Linked DNA regions of Homo sapiens: region 2 is linked to region 1. A link is an interaction called in ENCODE POLR2A ChIA-PET data of the cell type or tissue named here. Cell type or tissue: GM12878. All regions are shown on one strand. Links, peaks and the distances in the headings refer to the core of each region. The heading gives the core; the rest is flanking DNA. Region 1 overlaps LINC02987 (long intergenic non-protein coding RNA 2987). Region 2 has its middle 280 kb from the start of LINC00662.

The links. Peaks named below come from ENCODE experiments on the same cell type or tissue, not always from the same donor. Only the 100,000 strongest peaks of a DNase experiment are listed, where the experiment ranks them.
Region 2: POLR2A ChIA-PET joins it to region 1 with 13 read pairs; 2 of 35 experiments call an interaction of 5 or more read pairs at or near these places.

What each region holds. Positions count from the first base shown.
Region 1 is chr19:28,007,664-28,019,449 of GRCh38, forward strand. LINC02987 (long intergenic non-protein coding RNA 2987) reads left to right here. Exons shown (of 7, transcript NR_146733.1): 6 at 11,244-11,396. Among named protein-coding and RNA genes, the nearest start is that of LINC00662, 220 kb to the left of the region's middle. In GM12878, for the core only: no CTCF peak of the experiment used is centred there; a DNase peak (open chromatin) is centred at 5,927.
Region 2 is chr19:28,069,646-28,081,431 of GRCh38, forward strand. No RefSeq gene overlaps it. Among named protein-coding and RNA genes, the nearest start is that of LINC00662, 280 kb to the left of the region's middle. RefSeq lists enhancers at 1,151-1,210, 5,880-5,939, 6,030-6,139. In GM12878, for the core only: no CTCF peak of the experiment used is centred there; a DNase peak (open chromatin) is centred at 5,306; H3K27ac peaks cover 2,567 bases.

The DNA of each region.
Region 1 (11,786 bases), core at 1,901-9,900:
ATCCAGAATGTGAGACTTTGTTACAGCAGCCCTAGCAAATTAATACAAGCAGCAAACAACCAGATGTCCCGCTTGAAAACCTCATCCAAGAAATAGAAAAATAAATGTTGTGGGAATGATGTTTGATGGCGGGGTTTTATTCTGCAGTTGCCTACAGGAATGACAACAGAAAACTGTAAGACGGTGTATTTCAAAATGAGCTCTGCAGAAAACCAGTATGAAAGGCTCTGAAAAAATAGAAATAATAAATTTTCAAGAACACCGAGTTTGGGAAAATTTATATACTCTAATGCCCTCCTACCCACCTTTTAAAAACTGTAATGCTTATTTAGAGATTTGAGAAGTCCCAGAGAAAAGCCAGCATTCTGTTATTACAAAGGGAGATGAGCAGTCTTTAGCCTCCACAGTCTTTAGCCTGCAGCTGAACTGGGGTTCAATGAAGCCCACGTTCTGACATCTTTACTTGGCAGTCCCTCTGTGTCTGACATTGGTTCCTCCCAGTGGGTTATTGGTCTTGCTGACTTCAAGAATGAAGCTGCGGACCCTTGCAGTGAGTGTTACAGTTCTTAAAGATGGTGTGTCCGGAGTTCATTCCTTCAGATGTTCAGATGTATCTGGAGTTTCTTCCATCTGGTGGGTCTGTGGTCTCGCTGACTTCAGGAGTGAAGCTGCAGACGTTCGCAGTGAGTGTTACAGCTCTTAAACATGGCAGTCTGGAGTTGTTTGTTCCTCCCGGTGGGTTTGTGGTCTCACTGACTTCAGGAATGAAGCTGCATACCCTCGCGGTGAGTGTTATAGCTCATAAAGCTAGTGCGAACCCAAAGAGTGAGCAGCAGCAAGATTTATTGTGAAGACCAAAAGAACAAAGCTTCCACAGCGTGGAAGGGGACCCCAGTGCGTTGCCTCTGCTGGCTTGGGTGCCCAGTGTTTATTCCCTTACTTGGCCCCACCCACCTCCTGCTGATTGGTCCATTTTACAGAGTGCTGATTGGTCCGTTTTACAGAGTGCTGATTGGTGTGTTTTTACAGATTGCTGATTGGTGTGTTTATAATCCTTTAGCTAGACACAGCACTGATTGGTGCATTTACAATCCTTTAGCTAGACACCAAAGTTCTTCAAGTCCCCACCCACCCAGAAGATCAGCTGGCTTTACCTCTCACCTCCAGTATGCAAAGAGCCAGCAGGGAAGAGATTGAGTTTAGATGAGAAAAGAAGCAGGTTGTGCTTGGGCAGCCAGCAGGGCCCTATAAATCTGCATGAAAATGCTGCTCAGAACAGAGAGGGCACATTTCAATAATTAGCACATACTTTAACACCAGCTCATGTCTGTCACAGACAGGAAATTGTAACTTCTGTGTACTGGGCCGTTGTTCAAAGCTGTTGTCAGGGTTAACGATGTACCTGCTTGATTATTGGTAGCTGGAAATTGAGGTTGTGCTCACATGTCCATAGGTCTTGCATTCCTCAGAGCTCAGAGACTGCCGTGCTCACATGAGAAAGGGCACAGCATGTTAGTAGAGGGGAGCAAAGAGGGAGGCTGGGAGAGGAGGCTGAGGCCAGATGCTGCAAAGACATGGATAAATCTCAGGAGGCTGGACTTGCTCTGGCAGGGAGTGGGGAGATGATGAAGGACACTGAGGTGTGAGGGTGGCCTTTGGTTTTAATCAAAATGAAGCCCATGCTGGCATCTAACTAAGATAATAGCACCAAGGGAAGGAATGGGAAGCCGGGGAGCTAGAAAGCAGGTATAGTAGGAGAAAGTTCTGACCCAAAGGCTTTGGGCAGATTTGAGGAATGTGAAGAAATTTGGGGATGAACAGGTTCTTTGTGGTTTGATGGGACAGACAGGAGGATGCATTGCCTGTCACTTGATCAGGGAGTCAAAGGGGAGCAGGGCTTGGACCAAGAGAGGTTCTGTATTAAATGTCAAGTGTTTATAAATCAGGGTGAGAGTCCCTCTTGCTGAATCTGCCTCTTTTATCTTGGCTGTTCCACAACATAGATTCCATTGTGCAAATGATCATATGGACATTGTGTGATATTCTAAGCCAAAAAGTGACTCTGGCAGTTCCAGCCCATGAGTATCTTTTGGCAGAGTTCTAGTGTGAGAAGGAGTTCCTGTGCAGCACTGTCTGTCTGACTCAGCTCTGCAGGAACGGCTGGAACCACAGAGCTCATGAGGGTACACTGTTCACAGGCAGGGCTCACACACGCTCTGCCCCCAGCTCCCACGCCTGAGCAGGTCACACCAACTTTGAGGCACTACCCTGAGCCTAACATGTTTTAAAATGTGAATCATGCTTCAAGTGACTCTTTTGAGATTGGCAGGGATGGAAAGAGTCCAAGTTTTAAACTTAGTTTAAGTTTTAATTGTAGAGATGACAACTGACACAGATATGTCAGAAAAACATGTTGGAATGTCTCGACTGGCAGTGGTAATTCTGTGAGCTCAGTTCACATTGCTCTGGCCTCTGACTTGTAACATTTAGGAACCTGTGAAACATACAAATCTATGCACATGAAAAATCCAGGCACTAAGAACTCAGCCTTGATTAGCCATTAAGTGTGCTCTCCGTAGAAGGGGAAAATAACATTGTAAGGAATATGTTTAATCTTTGTAACCAAATCCATGGTTTTTAACATGGAATATGGAAATTGGTGCCACTAATTATAGTCATTTTTATCAGTTCATTGAAGTTGGCTCAGCAGGCTCTGTTTCTCCCACTCTTCTCTGGCACCACATTTAATTGTCCTGTGTAGTGTAAGGTCTGTAGAATGAAACAGCACTCCTTTTCAAATAGTGTCTAATGTGAGCCTCAGTGATCCAGACCAGACTCTGCAATGCCCAGCAGCCTGGGTGAGAAGTTTGAAGAGTTTGTGAGAACAACGATGTCTTGAATGGGCCATGAGGAACACTGCAACTCTGCTTTTAGATGGATTTCCACTTTTCTTTTCTGCAAGCGTTTTGGAGAGGTAGCATGATGCACTTCTCTGAACAAAATATTTTCATAAGTTATGTTAATGGAGAAATTTCTTTTGGGGCTTAAGTTTCTACTTACCTTTGTAACATATTTTTTTCAAAAAACAACAAGAAAAAAACCTCATTATCTTCCTCTCCCACAATCATAGCAGTAGAAAGGAGATAAGGCAAGTCCCACGTGGACCGGTGGCTGGGTGTGCTGCCAGGATAGATAAGGCGCCCCTTTTACAAACAGTCTTTAACATGCAGTCACACCCGCAATCTCGGTGCTGGGTAATAAGAATAATTGTGTTCATTACACAGTTGAATACAGGAACCTATTTCTGAAATGATTATTCTTGTCTAGAATTACACAGAATTCCACCGAGTGGCATATTCAAGAGAATTTTTATTAGGGGAATTCCAAGGAGCTGCTTAGTGGCAGAAAGAATTTATATTTAATTTGATTTCTCAGAACCAGGGTATTGTGGAGAAAGGCATCAGATAACCACGGAGTGCTGGTTAAGGGAGGGAAGCCTCACTAAGCAGGGTTCACGCGTTCAAGCCCCGCAGCCAACAAGCAATCGTTGAGACTGTCATTCGGGAGTGGGCACCAAGATGCCTCGGGATCCCAGTGAATTCATACTTCCTGCCTCTTATATCCTTGCATTTGGTTACAGAGGTGGCACATGCTTTATTACTGAGCCTGGTTGAAAATCACCTCTGGTCAGACCTTCACAGCTCACCTACGTGGGCCCAGGACTTGTGTGTAGAGAGGAATGAAGGGTTTTGTAAAAGCTTTTACCAGTGTGGAGAATTCTCCTTTTCTCATTTTGCTCTTGCATAAACAAAGATCTTTAAAACAGTTTATATCAGTAGAAAGTTCTATGAGACTACTGTGAGCACCTTTGCAGAAAAACAACTTAGCAGTAAATTCTGATGCTTGTCTGTAGTGTGTTAATGGTGGTCCCTGAAACGACATGTCCACGTCCTAGTCTGTGGGTGTGATCTTATTTGGAAAAAAAAGTCTTTGCAGATGTAACTGAGTTAAGGGTCTCAGGAGAAGCAGATAATCTTGGATTAATTTATGGGCCCTAAATCCAGTGATAAGAGACTCACAGAGAAGAGACACAGAGAGAAGAGGTGAGGGCCATTGAAGGTGGAGGCAGAGACTAGAAAGAGGCTGCCCCAAGCCAAGGAGCACCTGGAGCCACCAGAATCTGAAAGAAGAAGGAAGAGTTATTTTCCAGAGCCTTGGGAGGGAGCATGGCCCTGCCAACATCTTAATTTCAGCTTCTGGTGTCCAGAGCTGTGACAGAATGCATTTCTGTTATTGAAGCCACCAAGTGTGTAAGAATCTGTTACTGCAGCCTCAGGACACTATCGCATGTTCTCATCTTTAGGCGTGGGGTAAGCTTCTCTTCTTCATTCTCCTGGGCTTTAGTGCACCACAGTGTAAACACCACATCTTACACTTCCTCATTATCCAACAACAGTCTCCAAGGCTGGGATGGTTGAGTCTGCAAATCACGTTTGAGAGTCAGAGGATGTCAGAGCTGGAAGGGGTCTCAGTCTCCTCTTAAAGAGAAGATGTTGGGCAAGATACTCCCTTGGATCTGAATTCTAGACCTGTCCTTTCACTCATGGGCTAAGTGCTTTTGCAAGAAGGTGGTAGATGTTTTTTTCCAGGTTGTGCTAGCTTGGTCTAGAAAGCTCCCAGGATCTGGTTCTAGTTGTGTCCCTCTGTAACCTCACCTTCCACCCCCACCTCCCGGATCTCCAGCCACAGGAACTTTTCTGAACATGTTCTGATCCTGCTGTTCATATGCTTTTCTCCACACCAGGCTGAGAGAGGGACAAAGCATCCTTTAAACCCAGATCCCTGTCCACAGGCCTTTCCCTGATCCTCCAGGTGGGGTCGCTCTTCCCCCGCTCCCTCTGTGCATTGTATGCAGTGTGTGGATTCTACCACACTCTAGGGCTACTCACAAGGCCCAGCAGACCTGCAGGGTCTGTCCCCAACCTTCCTCCTAGAGTGACCTCTCATCACTTCAACTGCAGCCCCTCAGATGCACCAGGACCCCTCCTGCCATGGGGCCTTTGCAGATGCTGTGCTTTCCCTAAAGTCCTCTACTCCTCTTTACAATGGCCTTGGATTATAGTTAAAATGTTCCACATCTTTGTTGGGATTAATTGTTCAATGTCTGTGTCTTCACTGGGCAGCAAGCTCCATGGGGGCATAGATTATGATGGATTTTCTCCTAGTATAGAGCCCCAGCATGTAGCAGATCTAACAAACAAAGACTTGGTGACTATATGTTAAATCTATGTAGATGATCCTCCATGACTTTATGAGCTCCTCAAGGGTAGGGTCTTCTTAATTTTATATCTCTAGCATTTACTACAGAGCCTAAGCTCAGGTACTATTTTGGTTAGCATTCATTGGCTAGGTGAACAAAATTCTCCTTTTCTAGAGTTTAGTTTTCTCAACTAGAAAACTTGGGAGGTAGACAAGTTCAGTATTCCTTACACTCTTTTTTAAAATGGTCATAGCTTCTTCGATGGGGCAAAGGTCCCCTTTTTTTCTAAGCTAACTTGTCCCACTTACCAGTAAAAAAGTAACAAGCCAAATAACAACAAAGAATTGGATAGAAATATAATAATTTAAAATATTCACTCATGCTTTTTTTTGGCTGGCAACCCTCTTGTTCTTTTTGCCTTCTTTTTTTTCTTCCATTCTCTCTATTAATTGTCAGATTCAAACTAGACCAGAGTTTTCCATCACCTTAAAGAAAAAATTGTTGCTGCAGAAAGGCAAAGAGAAAAAAAAGTCAGTTCTCACCTCTCAACTTCAAACCAGACTATTGAAACCAATGGCTTGGTGTCACCAGGGGCCCTTCTGGAAGCAGACACACAGAGCTGAAATTGAGAGTTTAATGAGTTAAGGAGCTATTTACAGAGATTTGGGCCACGTTCAGGGTAACACATAGCCACTGGCATCGGGACGCCTTTATCACCTTAAGCTAGAGGAGTGAAAGGGAAGAGAAAGTGTGTTAGGTTGTCCTTGCATTGCTATAAAGAAATACCTGAGGATGGGTAATTTGTAAGAAAAGAGGTTTCATGGGCTCATGGTTCTGCAGGCTGTACAAGAAGTAGAGTGGTATCTACTTCTGGGGAGGCCCCAGGGAGCTTTTACTCATGGTGGAAGGTGAAGCAGGAGCAAGAGAGAGAGGGAGCAGGTGCCACATACTTTTAAACAGCCAGATCTTCTGAGAAGTCACTCACTATCACCAGGACAGTTCCAAGGGGATGGCACTAAGCCATTTATAAAAAAAAAAAAAATCACCCCCATGATCTAATCACCTCCCAGCAGGCCCCCCTGTGACATTGGGAATCACATTTCAACATGGGGTTCAGATGGAGACACAGTTCCAAACCATACCAGAAAGCCTAGCAGAAAGGACTGCTTGGCAGGAGCTGTGACATTCAGCCGGGGACCCAGCAGGGATGGAGCTGGAGGAAGACATGCCCCTCTTTGTGCTTGTCTTCCTTTAGACTCTGCTAGGGCCACCCTTGCCTAAACTCATCCAGGAACCAGGAGGCAAGGGAGCCATGGATAAAGCCCTTGCAGCGGAGCCACCCAGAGCAGAGTGAGGGGCAAAGCGAAGGCCTCCAGAATGGACCAACACTGGCTTCAGAGAAGGAAGCTTAGAAGGACCTCAGCAATGCATTTATGCCACAGCAATAAATGTGGGAAAAACATAATAAGAAGTTCTCAGAGCCAGTTTTCCCTCCCTCTCCCATCTTCATCCCTCAAAACAGATAAAGACCCTTGAAACTGGGGCAAAGGACAGGCATTCGGGGTGGAAGGTAGTGGGTGGCAGGGTTGAAGAAGCCCACTGAGGGCTCTGTCATACTGAAGTAAAAGTGAGACTCCACTCTAGAGGTGAGGCTCAGACACTGGACCAAATTAAGGACTGGCTAAAATAGGGCCTGGGCGGAAGCAGCTTTCCATAAGACATACCCACCAGTGTGCCACATCAGCTTACCATTACCGTGGCAACACCTGGCAGTTACCGCCCCTTTCTATGGCAATGACCCAATAACCTCAAAGTTACCACACTTTTTCTAAAAGTTCCTGCATAAACTACCCCTTAATCTACATGTGATTAAAAGTGGGTGTAAACATGCATGCAGAACTGCTTAGAGGTGCTGCTACTCTCAGTGCACTGCTCATGGGGTAGCCCTGCTCTGCAAGAGCAGTCGTGGAGCTGCCACATTGCTGCTTCAGTAAAGCCATTTTCTGCTGGGCGCAGCCAAGAACCCTCAAAGGCTGAGCCCCACTTAAGGGCTCACCTGCCCTGCATCAATATCCCCTGGGCTGAGTTCCTTAACAATAAAGAACTGAAGCCCTAGATTAACGCCAGAAGCTGAGTGCCTGGGGAGCCTGAACCATACTTCCAGTGGAGCCTAGGGAACCAACAAGTCTCCTGAGGGCCTCCAGCACCAGCAGGGTGTGTCAGCATCGGAGCTGTGGTGGAGTCTAATCAAGGCACCAGAGCCCCCCAGCCCATGTTTCCTGCAGGCCCATGCAGGGCAGGAGAGATCCCTTTAAGTTCCATGTGTTTCACCTGTGTACACCCCAAGAAGGTATAGAGGTTGCTGAGACCAGAGGTCAGGGGGACCATGGAGGTCACTCAGCAGATGTCAACATTCACAGACAATGATGCTTAAAAGCCAGACCGCACACATGAGCTTCTTGAAGTTCTTCTGCAACTTCCCTGAGGAGGAGAGGGGAAAACTCATGCAAAGACTGAATTTACTCATTTACTAACATGAAGTTTCAGCTCTGGTAGGGAAGGGAGGTTGAGAGAGAAACTAAGTTCAGCTATAGAAACATCAAGCTGTGTTTCTTTCATGCACACCTGAGTTGTGGCCCTGTTCAATAGACGTCTCCTCGATTGGATCAGGTGAGCCTTTGTGTGGCCCAGCAAGGCTTCAGAACTCACTTGTAAAAGTATAGAAAGGACAGGTATCACAAGAGAGGGGACACTTGCCTGGCCTCCCCATCCTTTCCTCTGTCATTTAGCTTTTGTTTGGAATATAGGGTAAGTAAAAAGATTAAAAGCCCCACATGACCTTGGAACTTCATCACTTAGATGGTAGAGAGACTCATAATACACAACATGCCTTTGAAACCATTTTACCCTCTGGCCTGTGTCACCGGGAAAAATCTCTCTCATTGTTCTGCTGGCCCCTGGCCATAGGCCCACACCTTGGAATCCTAGTTTCCAGTCCACTGAAGCTGGTTGATAATAAAAAATGAATCCATTAAGTTTGTACCTGAATTTTTTCCTGCAAGCATCTAAGGAACTGATACCATCTTCTTACCAAAAAATATCTCACTTCTACTGCATTTCATCAGAGTTACAAGGGATTACAGCTAAGTCTGTAAGGGAATAATAAAATGCAAGAAACGGAAGATCATTTAGGGCTGAGAGATGAGTTAATTCAGATAAGAAAATGAAGACCCAAGGAGAAAAAAATTATTTCCCAAAGACCACCTTCTAAGTTAAAGACTTAAATCAGGCCTCTTGATTGAAAGACCAAAGTCTTTTCTTTCTGCCATTTTGACTCCCCACACCACCACAGTCTCCATCTACATCAGGAAGTTATGGCTGGCACCTTCCACAGATGGACCTGAGTACTCTGTCTACCCCAGGCCCCATACTCAGCACTGGGGGATTACATGAGGAGGAAGACAGACCTGGTCGCTGCCTTTGAAGTGTATATACCTGCCTGCATTGAACTGGATCAAGAGTCCTGATTTAGGTTATTTGGAGTGGCTGGTGCATTCCAAAAGCATCTTTCTTAGCAAGCTGAGACCAATCAAAGGGTTGATGCCCAAATCTCATCTGTGCAAGCATGAGAAGACACCATCAGCTTTGGACTTTCCATGTCCTGGTTAAAACCAGTAGACAATTTGTGCCTCCCTAAATGAAGAACTTAGTGAGTGGTTGGAAAGATGGCTGAAGCCATCATTGGTGTAAGCATTGTCAAGGGCATGCCTGTATGGTTGCTTGCACTCAGGCTGATGTTTAGTGTAACATTTTAAAGATCTGCTGGGAGGGAGGCTTCGGGGCTAAATGATACTAAGAGTCCACCTCAGGAAAAATGCTTTGGTAGCCGATGAGGACTGTGTTCTGAAAACTCAACCACTGCACTCCCCACGCCCTATGCACAGGTTTCTATGGGACCCTTGAGTCCTCCACACCTGCCAGTGCAGGCAGCCAGGGCTTTCCAACCCCACACCCCAGGAAAAGGGTTCCTAGATACCAGAGCAAAGAAAGGCAGTGTGGGATTTATAGCTTCAAAATAGTCTTTGGATATAAAGAGTCTTGATTTGTAGAGACAATTTTTTGATGCACTAAAGTCTCAAGAGGCCTGGCATGGTGGCTCACGATTGTTATTCCAGCACTTTGGGAGGCCAAGGTGGGAGGATGACTTGAGGCCAGGGATTGGAGACCAGCCTGGCCAACCTAGTGAGACTCCATCTCTACATTTTCTTAAAAAAATTAGCCAGGTATGGTAGCATATGCCTGTAGTCCCAGCTACTCAAGAAGCTGATGCGGGATGATTGCTTGAACCCAGGAGTTCAAGGCTGCAGTGAGCCCTGATTATACAATTGCACTCCAGCCTGGGCAACAGAACTTTGTTTCTTAAAAAAAAAAAAAAAAAAAAAAAAAAAAGGAAATCGTTATCCTTTAAGAGTTTCTCCTTGCCCTTTAGATGAGACACTAACTTCTACTGCATCTATAAATCCCCACATCCCCTCTCCTCAGTTTCCAACCTCATCTCCTGCACTTTCCCTCCTGCCAGCCCTGCTTGGCAAGGCCTTCAGCTCCTCACACACAAGCCTCTGCCCTGCATGGGGCCTTGTGCAGTCTCTTCCCTCCCTTGGAACTCTTCCACCTGCTTCCCCTGTCTGTATTTGTCCTCTTTGATTCCTGTTTCAGCCTTTTAATGTCACTTCCTCAGAGAGAGCTTTGCTGATCTTCCAGTCTAGCTCCTGGTTGCTAGTGACTTCCCCTCTAGTTTTCCTGCATGGCAGTTCATGAAACTCTTAGCATGCTTCAGCGCGTGTCCCTTCTGTTAAATGCCTGCCTTCCATAAGCTCGCGAAGCCGGGCAGAACTTGACGGTGGCTCTCTGGTTTCAAAGATCTCCACCCTTGTCACTACACAATGCTCCTGAAGAAATGAATCTGAAAGAAACAAAGAAGCAGAAAGTATACATCAAGCCTATGTGGAAGAGGGCCACTGTAATGATGTCTGAAGCTCCTGTGGGCCTCTCCCTACCTGGCAGGAGAAGTTCACTGTGCCTCAGGGACCTCAGGGAGGAGACAGGGTGCTGAGCATGGCTTTGGTGTGACCCTGGGATGTCACCCAACCTTGTTCCTGGCCCATCCACAGCCCCTGCTTGCCATAGAGCCAAGTAGCTTCCTTATGCAGTAGGAACTCTTATCCCCATTTATCAGAGAAGCAAGCCAAGGTGAGCAATGGACAGACCTGGAGCTGCCAGCATGATCATGTGATTGCAAACCCTGAGCTCCTTCCAATAACCATGTGTCTTATAAATAACAGTGATGGTGTGAGCTGTGCCCAGCACCACTGAAAAACAAAATGCCCTAGAGACAGTAATGTCAAATGGAGAGACAGACAGGTAGACAGACAGACAGGTAATCTCCCCTTTGCTACCACTCAGGATGTTGCTTCCTCTCAGTCTATTTCCCAAATCCTCCTTTCCCCGCACCCCATAATCTTGTCAGGGCTTACCTCCTCCCTATGCTCTGCGCTTTCATTAATTTTTTTATCACCTATCCCTCAGCTGTAATCTAGGACTTTGTAGGGACAATTAATTAAAGTGAGGAGGTTCTTAAAAGGAGGTATTGACCTGCAAGTCAGCCCTTTCTGTCTGCAGAATTAATCTTCAGATTACGGGTCAAGAGGAGACATCTTTAAAAAAGTGCCCAGCCAATCGATTTTTCAGATGTGTTCAGGAAGTCTCAACAGCTGTGTATGAACCCGATTGCATATCCTGCTTACTGCCTAAGAAAAGCATACCCCACTGAGTACACGTGAGAGTGCAGCTTGTTTGAAGAATCTGTTGCTGTAGAAGGATTAAAGGGAAGACAAAGATAAAATGTGTATTTTAAAAAGCATCTATTGATCTATCTATCTAGCTATCTATTATATATATATTTCCGGTCCTCAATCCTGGGCAGGGTGTGTGCTGTCAGAGATGGGCAAGGATGGGTGCCAGCCATTGGAGAGCTGTTCCAGGGAGGGAGCCGGACCTTAGCCAGCCCAGGCAGCACCAGAGAAAGACTCATCCAACACTGAAATAGACGGCCCCAGTGTGCGCGTTACAATAGCAGGTGAGTAAAACTGTCTATTGTACACATGCGGATATAGGAGCTTTGCAATTATCTAGCCTAATGTGCAGATAAGGAAATCGGGGCCCTGGTAGGTACATGACTTTCTCAGTCTTGCTGTGTATGGTCCATTCCCCAAACTGAAATTCAGGACCTCTGACACCCAGGCTGGGCTCTAAGACATGCTGCCATTTCTCAGGGGAGCAATTGAGAGAAGCAGCCAGGCATTTTCCTGTCTGACCCCAACACCAGGGTTCTAATCTCCCTTAAGCTCACACAGCACCTCCCCAACCACTTTTGTGGAGAGAACAAAAAGAAAGATGTCGATTTACCCGGAGAGCATCTGTCACTAATAGTAACATGCGGCCTTCACTGAGGGTTAACTGTATGCAG
Region 2 (11,786 bases), core at 2,096-10,095, 62 kb after region 1:
CAGCCTGACCAACATGGTGAAACCCCGTCTCTACTAAAAATACAAAAATTATTCAGGTGTGGTGGCGTGCACCTGTAATCCCAACCACTCCAGAGACTGAGGCAGGAGAATTGCTTGAACCCAGGAGGCGGAGGTTGCAGTGAACTGAGATCGTGCCATTGCACTCCAGCCTGGGCAACGGAGCGAGACACCATCTCAAAACAAACAAACAAAAAACTCATAAAAAAAGAAACATTGCTGACTCTTTAATGTAGTATTTTCTGGGTGTATGGAACTCCTTTCTCTTTTCTGTTCAGCTGTCTACAACTCATAGACTAAATTTTGTGAACAGAAATAAACATTTTATCTTCTCCCTGCCTGATTCCTTCAGAATTTAGAAACTCTTAAGGGCAATAAAATTATTTGCATAAGTTCAAAAAGAATCTGTTCTCTTTGCAACAGGACACAATTAGAAATATTGGTTATATTACCAAGGCCTTGACTGGAATGTCATATTTGGGAATAATGCATAAAATCAGACATGACCAGACAATTTTAAGGAAATAAGATAAACTTTATGGAGCCAATGCCTACAAAGACTTCTTGAGGAAACCAGCCTGGCACCTGGCTTATAGGGTTTCCAGGCATACAGGTGACTAAGGAAAAACCACTTCACGGCATCCCCAGGAAACAGGATAATTTGGGGACCCGGAAAAAGAAGAATTCATTCACATCTATCGGTATTGGAGGTGATGGCTTAGCTTATCTTCCTAGGCTTGGGTTTCTAGGCTCAAGAGTCTTTTAAAGGCTAATTGGAGATTCTGTATTACAAGTTACAGAAAAGCTTGTCTATGTGGTCATCTCTTCTTGCTGCAGTCATATAAATAATCAGTTCAAATCTAATAAGATTACTTATGTTGTAAACAAGAATAAATTTACTTTGGTTATTTTTTATCAATTAACTGGGAGGCAATGACTATAGAAACTTCACATTTCCATGGAGACTTTCCAAACTAATGTTTGCAACTTTTCTCCTTCCCTCCTGACTTGGCTTATCTGAGAACTAGAACTGCCCTTTTCCCCAAGCCCTGCAACCTGAAACTGCATGACCTGATATAAGTTTCAAGAAAATCACACAACAACTCAAGTGTGGACAACCTTCATGCCTGCTGCTGTGTAGGCCACTCAGAAAGCTCCCCAGCACACTGCACAGTATCTCCAAAGATACTCAAGCTGCAAATGGAAAGAACCATTGGATGACCTTGCTTTTCCTCACTCCAGCATGTAAAGGTGTTTCAAGCCCAGCATTTACAAATCTGGGCTAACTGCCCTCTGGACTCTGAAGTAGTAGTTACTCTCATTTTCCTTTTTACTCATAGAGATTTTCATCATTAAATGCCTAAATGCTTGTATCATCCAGCAAATATCCCCCTCCAAATGAGAAATAATCTTGTATTGTTCAAAGGAAAGAACAATGTCTCTTTGTTCTTTGAATAAGGGGGCCAAGGGTAACAAAGACTATCTCGTTGACCAAGCTAGAGTCAGCCTCCTCTAAGTCCTCTTTTTGACTAGGCCACAGCTTTGAGCTCTGCTCTTGGCCCATTTAGTCCAGTTTTAGAAAGAACCCTGCTGAATCCATTTAGCAAACATCCTCCACTCTTGGTATCTGATCACTGTCCATATCTGACCAAATGCCAAATTGCTGACCCTCAACATGTTGTCATCATGGCCTGCCTTCAGCAAGAATCCTGGTGAGTTTTAGCCTTGATGTGTTCTCTTAGGAATTTACCATCCACTGATCCCAGCTCTGCTTCTTGGCTATAAATCTCCACTTGTCCTCACTGTATTCAGGGTTGAGCTTGATCTCTCTCCCCTACTGCAAAACCACATTGCAGTTGTCTCTTCTGGAGTAGGCTTCCTTGTCATCTTTAAGTGTATGAGTTTTTTTCTTAAAAAAAAACAATAGTTAGGGAGGACAGGTAGCATTAGGAGATATACCTAATGCTAAATGACGAGTTAATGGGTGCAACACACCAGCATGGCACATGTATACATATGTAACTAACCTGCACATTGTGCACATGTACCCTAAAACTTGAAGTATAATAATAATAAAAAAAGGTTATAAAAACAAAATAAAATTTGCATTTAGTGTACACAGTCTGATTGCCCTGAAAACTGTCTTTCCTAGTTTGTTCTCCAACCAACATGTGCAATGTGCCTGGGACCATGCCCTCTTATCAAGGGAAAGGCAGGAGAGAGCTGGCATGAGGGCCATTCAGGATATGAAAGTGGCTGGGTGTGGTGACTCACGCCTGTAATCCCAGCACTTTGGGAGGCCGAGGCTGGTAGATCATGAGGTCAGGAGTTCAAGACCAGCCTGGCCAAGATGGTGAAACCTGGTCTCTACAAAAAATACAAAAAAAAAATTAGTCTTGCGTGGTGGCGGGCATCCCAGCTACTCGGGAGGCTGAGGCAGAGAATTGCTTGAACCCGGGAGGTGGATGTTACAGTGAGCTGAGATGGCACCACTGCACTCTAGCCTGGGCCACAGAGCAAGACTCCGTCTCAAAAAAAAAAAAAAGAAAGAAAGAAAGAAAGAAAGTGATGTGAGAACAAGATGTTCCTGATGTGGACATCATGAACGACTCCAGACTGGAGTATCAAGGCTGACAAGGCTGGAAAGATTCCCTTGCTGAGTTTTGCAAGATATGCACAGTAACCATATACTAATTTTGAGTTGCAAAATTGAAGAATTGTTTATATATGTCCTCATCTTACAAGAACACCTGAAGTAGCTCAGTTGTAAGAGATTTAGATTGCAAATCAAAAGGTACTTGGATGGGGCCCAGGTTCCAGTAGGATGATCACCTTTTTTATATCCAGGTCTCATTTCAGTCATAAGAAGTATTCACAGCAGAGCTTCCCCTGCAGGATGCTCAAGTATATTTGCTGTGGCAACTGAGGGAACCAAGCCTCAGTCATGTTCCCCAGAGCTTGCCCATGGCATTTACATTTGCAAAAAGTAAATCTCTTGATTTCCTTTTGGTTTCAGTAGTGTGATTTCCTTTTCAAAAATAATAGCAAGTGATACTAGTTTACATATAAATAGAAACTGTAAAGTTCCTTTGTTTTTACTATTTATCAATATATTTAATAATTATATATATTTATATAGCCTGAAATAATGCAAACAACTTTAAAGAATTGACACATTTGTTTATATTTTACAGGTAAAAAGATTAAAATTTTGGCTTATTTGCCTGAAGTCACACTGCTAGTTAAATGACAGAGCTAAAAAATGTTAAATAAGTTGCTAAATGAATGTAATTAATTTGGTTTGTTTGTTTCCTAAAATATTGATTTAAATGTCTTTATTTAAATTTTAAAATGATAGCATTTGAAAGAGTATAAATAAAATTCTTAAGCCGCAATAGTAAAGGAATTTAGTTACAATGCATGAAGTTAGAAGCAATAGCTTTGGATTTGTAAATGTATTCTTGAAGGGTGTCATAAAGAAATATTTTATTCCTATTTTTCCTTTGTTTTGTTGGAGTAGTTTTCCCCCATCTTTAATGAGGTATAATTGCTTTACCAGTTCGAATAGGTTTTTATAGCCATTGTGGAGTCTTTAGATTTTTCTATGTATATGATCATGTCAACTGCAAATAGGGAGAGTTTTTCTTCTTCCTTTTAGATTTAGATACATGCTATTTCTTTTTCTTCTCTTATTGCTCTGGATAGAAGTTCCAATACTATCCTGAATAGAATCAATGAGAGTGGATATCCTTGCCTTGTATGGGATTTTAGAGGAAAGGCCTTCAGCTTTACACCATTGATTATGTTAGCTGTGAGTTTATCACCTACGGCCTTTGTTGTGTGGGGGATATGTTCCTCCTATACCTATTTTATTGAGAGTTTTTTTTAATCAATAATAGAAGTTGAACTTTGTCAAATGGTTTTTCTCCATCTGTTGAGATGATCACATGTACTTTTTCCTTGTTTGTGTATTCACCACATTAATTGATTCACATCAGCTGAACTACTCCCATATCCCAGAGATATATTTCACTTTGTCATGCTGTATGATCCTTGTAATGTGCTTTTGAATTCAGTCTGGTCATGTCTCATTGAGGATATGTGCATCTATGTTCATCAGGGATACTGGCTTGTGGCTTTATTTTCTTGCTCTTTTTCTGGCTTTGGTATCAGTGTGATGCCAGCTGCATCAAATGCATTTGGAAGTGTCCCCTCTACTTACATGTGCTGGAAGCATTTGATAAGGATTGTTATTATTCTTCTTTGAATGTTTGGTAGAATCCACTCACGAAGCCACCTGGTTCTGGGCTTTTCTTTTTTGGGAGGTTTTTGTTTGTTTTTTTAAAATATTATTCATTTTTCCATCTTTATTGAGGTATCATTAACAAATAAAAATGTATATGTTTACAGTATACAAAGTTATATTTTGATACTCATATTCATCATGAAATGATTTCCCCCAATCAAACTGAGTAACATGTTCTTCACCTCACATACTTATCATTCTTTTTGGGATATGGTAAAAACGTTTATGATTTACTCTCTCAGCAAATTTTACACATTCAATACAGTAATATTAACTAGTCACCATGCTGCACCTTTGATCTCCAGAACCTATTCATCTTGCATAACTGAAACTTGGAACCCTTTTACCAATATCTCCCTATTTTCCTCACCTCTCAGTCCTCGGAAACCATCATTCTACTCTTGGTTTCTGTAAGTTCAACTTCTTTAGATTCCACATATCCTGCGATTATGCAGAATTTATCTTCTGTGTCTGGCTTGTTTTGTTTAGCATGCCCTCCAGGTTCATTCATGTTGTGGCAAATGATAGAGCTTTCTTCTTTTTAAGCCTGAGTAATATCCTATTGAGTATATACAGTGCATTTTCTTTATCTATTCATCCATTGATGGATGGACACTTAGTGAGGGTGGCATGTGGATAGGAGGCGTTCTGCATTTCTCCAGTTAGATCTCAGTCTTTATTGAGCCTGTGTCTCTGAACTTCACATGGGTTTCTCAGGCTTCTCCCACGAGGTCGCAAAGGATAGCTAAGGTGGACTGGAGCTGGACATTTCCCTCCCCCAACACAGAGGGCTGGAGCTAGCTGAGATCCAGTCTCACTTTCCCTACCTAGGTCAGTGAGGTTCTGATAAAATCTTAGAAAACTTAGGTTCTGGTTAAGTAGTTTTGCCTGAGGACAGACTTTGTTAAGCACAGAGCATTCTGGTAGCATGAGTATTTCCCCCCAGTATTTACTGTGAGAACCTGGTTGAGCTACTGGAGGTCAAAACCACAAAACGATCTCGCTTCCCCATGACTGAGTGCCCCTGGTGTTTTTAGTTCTCAGGCCAGTCCACAGCCAGCCTCTAGCAGCTTCATTGCAGCTGAAGCTCTCCTGCCCTAGCCTGGCTCCCACAGAGCTTTCTGCACTTGTGTGTCTTGACTCCCTGCATTCATTTTCCTGTCTCTGTAATTTTGAAAGCAGCAGTTGCCCCATGAATTTAATTATTTTGTGAATCTATGATGAATAGTTGATTGTTCAGCTTTGTTCTTTTTGTTAACATGGTGTATCAGTCCATTTTCATACTGCTATGAATAAATAGTAGTGTGGGTAATTTATGGGTAATTTATTACTGGGTAATTTATGAAGAAAAAGAGGTTTAATGGACTCACAGTTCATATGACTGGGGAGGCCTCCCAGTCACAGTGGAAAGCCAAGGAGGAGCAAAGTCATGTCTTAGGTGGTGGCAGGCAAGAGCCTGTGCAGGGGAACTCTCCCTATTTGCCGATGACATGATCATATAGGTAGAAAAGTGATAGTGAGACTTATTCACTATCACAAGAACAGCACAGGAAAAACTTGCCCCCATGATTCAATTACCTCCCACCAGGTCCCTCCCAAGACATGTGAGGGTTATGGGAGCTACAATTCAAGATGATATTTGGGTGGGGACACAGACAAACCAGATCACATGGAATGGTGACTTCCAAACTCCTTATAGGCAGAACCCCAGACTGCAGGGGTGATGGCAGGAGGCAGTGCATGGTTAGGAAGCTGCACAGTCATCCTGTTCAGAGGAGATCAGGCTCTGGCCAGGTAGAATAGGTGGAGGGACAGAAGCAGTCAGGTGTGGACATGCTGTGAAGCTACAGAGAGGGGCTCTGCCGATGGAGTGGAGATGAGGTAGAGAGAAGACAGAAGTCAAGAAAAACAAAACAGTGGGAACCTGAACACCTGTGGGGATGGAGCTGCTCTCATGGAAGAGGAGGATGAGGGAGGTTGGGCTCAGGGGAGGGGTCTAGAGCTTGGGCTTGGTGTGTTAGATGTCAACATAGAGATGTTGTGGCAGTGGCTGTGTAGCTATGAATCTAGACTAAATGAAAGAGTGTGGAATGGATAAATACAGAGGTCATATCAGTATGGGTGGCATGTAAAGCCAAGGGGCTAGGTGAGACCAGCAAGGGGATGAGTTTCTGAAGAACAAAAGTGACGCAAGAACTCATTCATGAGTCAAAGCTAATGGTAACAGGTTTGAGAGAAAAATAGAATCCAACAACAGAGAAACAGAAAGGATGGCCAGTGAGATTGGAAAGAAAATAGCCCACTGAACTGGAAGCTAAGTAGTGGAGGCATTTCAGGGAGAGAGGGATGGACTGTGTCAAATGCGGCCAGTAGAGAAAAGTCAGAGGGACCTATTTGGGTGATGGGAGTGTTCTAAAATGGAATTGTGGTGCTTGTTTAATTCTGCAGATTTTGTTTTAAATTAATTGAGTTGGGTGAATTTTAGGACATGCAAATAATAGCTCAATAAAGTTGTTTCATAAAATATTAGCATATATCAACCCAGATGTTCTACTCCCAGAGAAAATAAAAGCTCATATTGATCAAAAGGACATATGCATATATCTATAATATATTCATAATACCCCACATTTGAAAATAAACAAAATGTCCATGAAATATTTTGTGTAATATTTGTCTCAGTAATATAAAATGTCATATTACCGAAACAAACAGAGTGAACTGCTTATCTACACAAGAACAGATAAGTTTCAAAAACACTTTGAGCAAAGCAGGCAGAGATCAGAAAGCACATTGTAATTGATTCCATGACCTTGATGCTGAGGCTCAACTGGGATGTGTTCAGAGCAACCTTCTCCAAGGCTGCGTGAGTCAGGGCGAGTGGACACTGATTGGAAAGGAACTGGGGGGGATTTCTGTGTTGATACACAGGACTCATACCTTGATAGGGTTGCAGGACGCAGTGGGGGTATAACATTTTAAAGGCTTATTCAAGCTATACACTTAAGATTGGCACCTTTCACTATATTTTAATTGTCTGTTGATACACATACAATAAGAAACAGGTAAAGAAGACTGATTACTAGACAGTAAGGAGACAAGCATGTTTATTTACTAATCCTCCTTGATGGTGACCATGAAACTGACTAGTATAGGCTGCCTGTTCCTGGTTGATTCCAGGTGGAATGCTGAGGTGTTCCCCAGGGTTTGTTGTGGTGCAGAATCCATGGTTGCAGGGATGGAGGGGCCGGGATCTTCTGTGAAACTTCGTTTGGGGCTGATATTTACGAAATGTGTGAGGTGATATATAAGATGCTGCCCAATGGCTTCAGTCCACAACTCACTTTCCAAAGCCATCAGGGGAGACACTGGTCTCATCAGCTTCTTGGTAGGTCTTTTATTTTTGTTCAGACTTGTTGAATCTGTTAGAAGCTGACTTTATGTAAGACATGAAAAGTGACTCACAAAACACAGGCTGCAGAATGTGAGAAAAAAATCAATTCATTTAGAAGCTTGGTGTTTTGAAAAAGGAGTATGCAGAGATGGAGGCAGCACTAGAGAATGCCTGGCTAAAGAAGGAGTCTTTAAATATTCCCAGCCTTGCAGATGCTTACAAAAAGGTGAAGAGTGCCAACTTGGTATCGATGAAGGAATTAACTTCTTTGGTTCGAGAAGTGAAAAAGAAAAGTTCCAAATGCTCTAACCAACGAAGGCAATGGAGGAGCTACCTAAAATGCTGGAATCCCTAGACAAGGTCGTGGGAATCAGCCCACAGCAAGGAGCTCTTCCAAGGTGGCCAAGAGTGTGGCCCTGCTGCTCCCTTCCCTGGGAGTGGGCCTGGGTCTTAAGGGAGCGCTGTTCCCTCCTCTCTACTCAGGCCTCCCAAGCCTCCAGGCTGCCTTCCCCACCTCGAGTCCATCTGGGGCGGGTGGATCCAGGAGCCCCTCCTGGGCTGGAGTTCCTCCACCTTCACATGCTGACATCACAGCCAGCTCCTTCATGTTCAACTCCTCCACATCCAAGGAACACGGGGCTTCCTGGCGTGCACCAAGAATGTGAGACTTTCTTAGTCTTCACAGAAAGTTTAGATTCTCTCTCACCAGCAGTGAAAAAATACTGTATTTAAGATACTATCTTTTACTCAGATTGAAACTTTGTCAAACTACATTTTTCAAGACAATGTTTTGTTAATATTATTTATATTAATCTTATAAGTGAATAATTTATATTTTATGATATAAATATTTTATTAAAATTTTAAAACAGATGGAATTTAACAACAAAGACTGTTAGTAGTCAATAGTGTAAAAGGAAAATAAAATGTTGGGACCCCAAACTCGCTATGCCAAAAGGGAAAGTTAAACTTGGAAACTGAGTCACACCCAGAAACCATCTTTCCTTTTGTTCCTAAACATATCTTTCCAGGTTACCTCCCTCACCCTGACCATGTAAATTAGCAACTTATCTTCAGGGATACAGGACAAAAGGAAACTAGAAATATTCCTACCACCACCCCAAGACAAATGCATGTTGATGCTTCCTCTACTCTATGTTTGCTTTATCTCATGTGAGGTGCAGCCTTACCAGTGCCAGGCGAGCACATAATCAGCTGTTCCTCTACCCCCTCCTTTTCATGGGCAACCTGTGGCTTCAGTGAGAACTAATGAAAGCCTCAAGACAATGAGACCACTTGTCTCATTTTTTCTACTCTCCCCTTTTTGTCTTCTTTCCTTTCCCTTTGGCCTGCTTTTTCCCCTATAAATATTGAAACCCTCAAAACTCTTTGGAAAAAGTGCAGGCCACAGATTCCACTGTGGCTTGTGTCTCTTTTTCCCGGGTGCATCCTCAACCTTGGTGAAAAAAACCTCTAAATAGATTGACACCTGTCCCAGACACTCTTTTTGGTTTCCAATAGCAGTATTTTTTCCCTAGAGTTGTATTCCTAATGCCCTTAAATCATGAGTAACAGCAACAGTTTTGCCTAGGTATGAATAGTATTCATTGAACAAAAGAGAAGATAATAGATCTATTTTGGGATGGAGTTAAATGGTACACTGCAAGATAAATCCATATTATTTATTTTTTATATACTCATCTAATAATGGCAAAATATTTATTTAAAAAAAACAAAATTGATAAATGATCTGGAGATTGTATTATTTCCCTGCCAGAAAACTGCAGCGAGAGTTTCCTCACTAGGAAGCAATGCCCCTTGGGCAATGTGGGGAGATGTCCACATCGCTGCCTTGTCCCTTTCTCACTCACCTATGAACCCTCCTCAGGGGACAGATGAGGGGAGTCTCAGTCTCTCCCACATAATAAACCTGGGATCCCCACAATTAGTATCTGTAGTTACAAATGATGCCCCCACTTTAGACAATGAGCATGAAGTGGGTGTTGTTTTAGTGGAAGAAGAGCAGCAAGTGATCCTTTGATTAACTGGTGTAGTCACATAAGATAAATGACAAAGCATCCAAAGAAAGCTAATGGCTTCCTCTCAAGAATGAGTAAAACAAACAAACAAACAAACAAAAACTATGCTTGAGTTGGAGACAAAGCAATGAAGACTAGAAAGCCAGAGCATCATGGGGCCAAAACCATGGCGAGGTTGTGCAGAGGCATCTTGTCACCATCTCCTTTTCTGCCGCCCTTCTCAGGCGGTCCAGAGGGAAGAGGAAGGTCACCAGGTTGGCCTCCAGGAGAAACAGCGGCAGGTTGAGTATGCAGCTGTCCTTTGCAAGGTGGTCTGTCTGAAAGAGCAATGCCCTCGGTTAAGGTGAGGTAGAACTTGTCAGTGAAGAGGGGCTTGGGCTGCTCACGGAAGTATCTATATTAGACAAATCTAAAGAGACATAAAGTTAGAGATTATTACAGGCTGAGAAAAGGAGGGAATACAAAGTTATTGATTTATGGGTACAGAGTTTCTTGTTAGGATGATGAAAATGTTTGCAAATGGTGGTGATGGTTGTACAACACTGTAAACATAATTAATGGCTAATGTTATGTATAAATTTGAAATACACATTGGCAATTTTAGGAAGCTATACAAAGAGATACTCTCAATGACACTGTGGATAAATCAAGGTTTTATTATAAAAAGTGCTGAAGTAACAAACAGGAAGGCAGGAAAAATAAAAAGAGAAATAAACAACAACAACAACAAAGAATAGAGAGCAATCACAAAGCAAAAAGTAAAATGCCAGACTTAAGCCCTGACAAATTAAGAAAGAAATGGGCAGAGTTGATTTTAAAAACCTTAACCCGAGTAGCCTCACTAAGTGAAACTCACTTCAAATATAATAATATAGGTAGCTTGAAAGGTAAAGGATACAAAAAAGTATATCATGCAAATATTAATCAAAAGAATACAAGAGTGGCTATATTAATATCAGATCATGTAGACATCAGATCAATAAAAATCATTATAGACAGAGAGAAACTATATATAATATTGTTTACATAACAATACTATGTATATGTATGTACATATATACATATGTATTATATATACATGGAACACCTCATCTAACAACAGCAAACTACTCATTATTTTCAAGTGCCCACAGAACATATACCAAGATATATCATATATGGATCATAAAACAAACTTTTCAAAAGTTTAAAAGAGTTGAAATTATACTGAGAGTATCCTCCAACCACAATGGAATTCAACAAGAAGATAACATAAAGGTAAGAGGAAAATCTGCAAACACTCAGTGTGGCTGTTTCCTCATGTGAAAATGTAACATACAAATGTGACTAGCTTAAAGACTTTGGAATGAGAATATTATTCTGGCTTATCCAGATGGGCCATAACTATAATCACAGGTGTTCTTATAAGATGGAAAGAGAGAGAATTTTAACCACAGAAATGGAGAAAGCCACATGATGATAGGCACAGAGACTGGAAGGGTGCAGCCACAAGCCAAGGAATGTGAGCCATCACCTGAAGCTGGCAGAAACAAGGAACGTATTCTCTCTGGAGCTGACAGAAGGAAGCAGCCCTGATGATACCTTGATTTTAGCCACATAACACTCAGCTTAAATTCCTGGCCTCCAGAACTGAGAAAAAATAAATTTCTGTTGTTATAAGCAGTTAAATTTGTGACAATTTGTTACAGCAGCAAAATAAAGCTATTATACTGTGAATCTAAACACATTCTAAATAATCCCTGGGTCAAAGAGAAAGTCTCAAAGGAAATTTGATATTATATTGAACTGAATAAAAATATAATATGTCAAAAATTGTGGGACAGAGCTAAAGAAGTGCCAAAGGGAAAATTTACAGCATAAAATGTACGTATTAGAAATTCTCAATTCAATTATCTAAGCTCCTACCTCAAGAGTCTAGAAAAAGAAACTTAAAATAAACCCAATTCAACTAAAAGAAAGGAAATAATAATCCCAGCACTTTGGGAGGCTGAGGCCGGTTGATCACGAGCTCAGGAGATCAAGACCATCC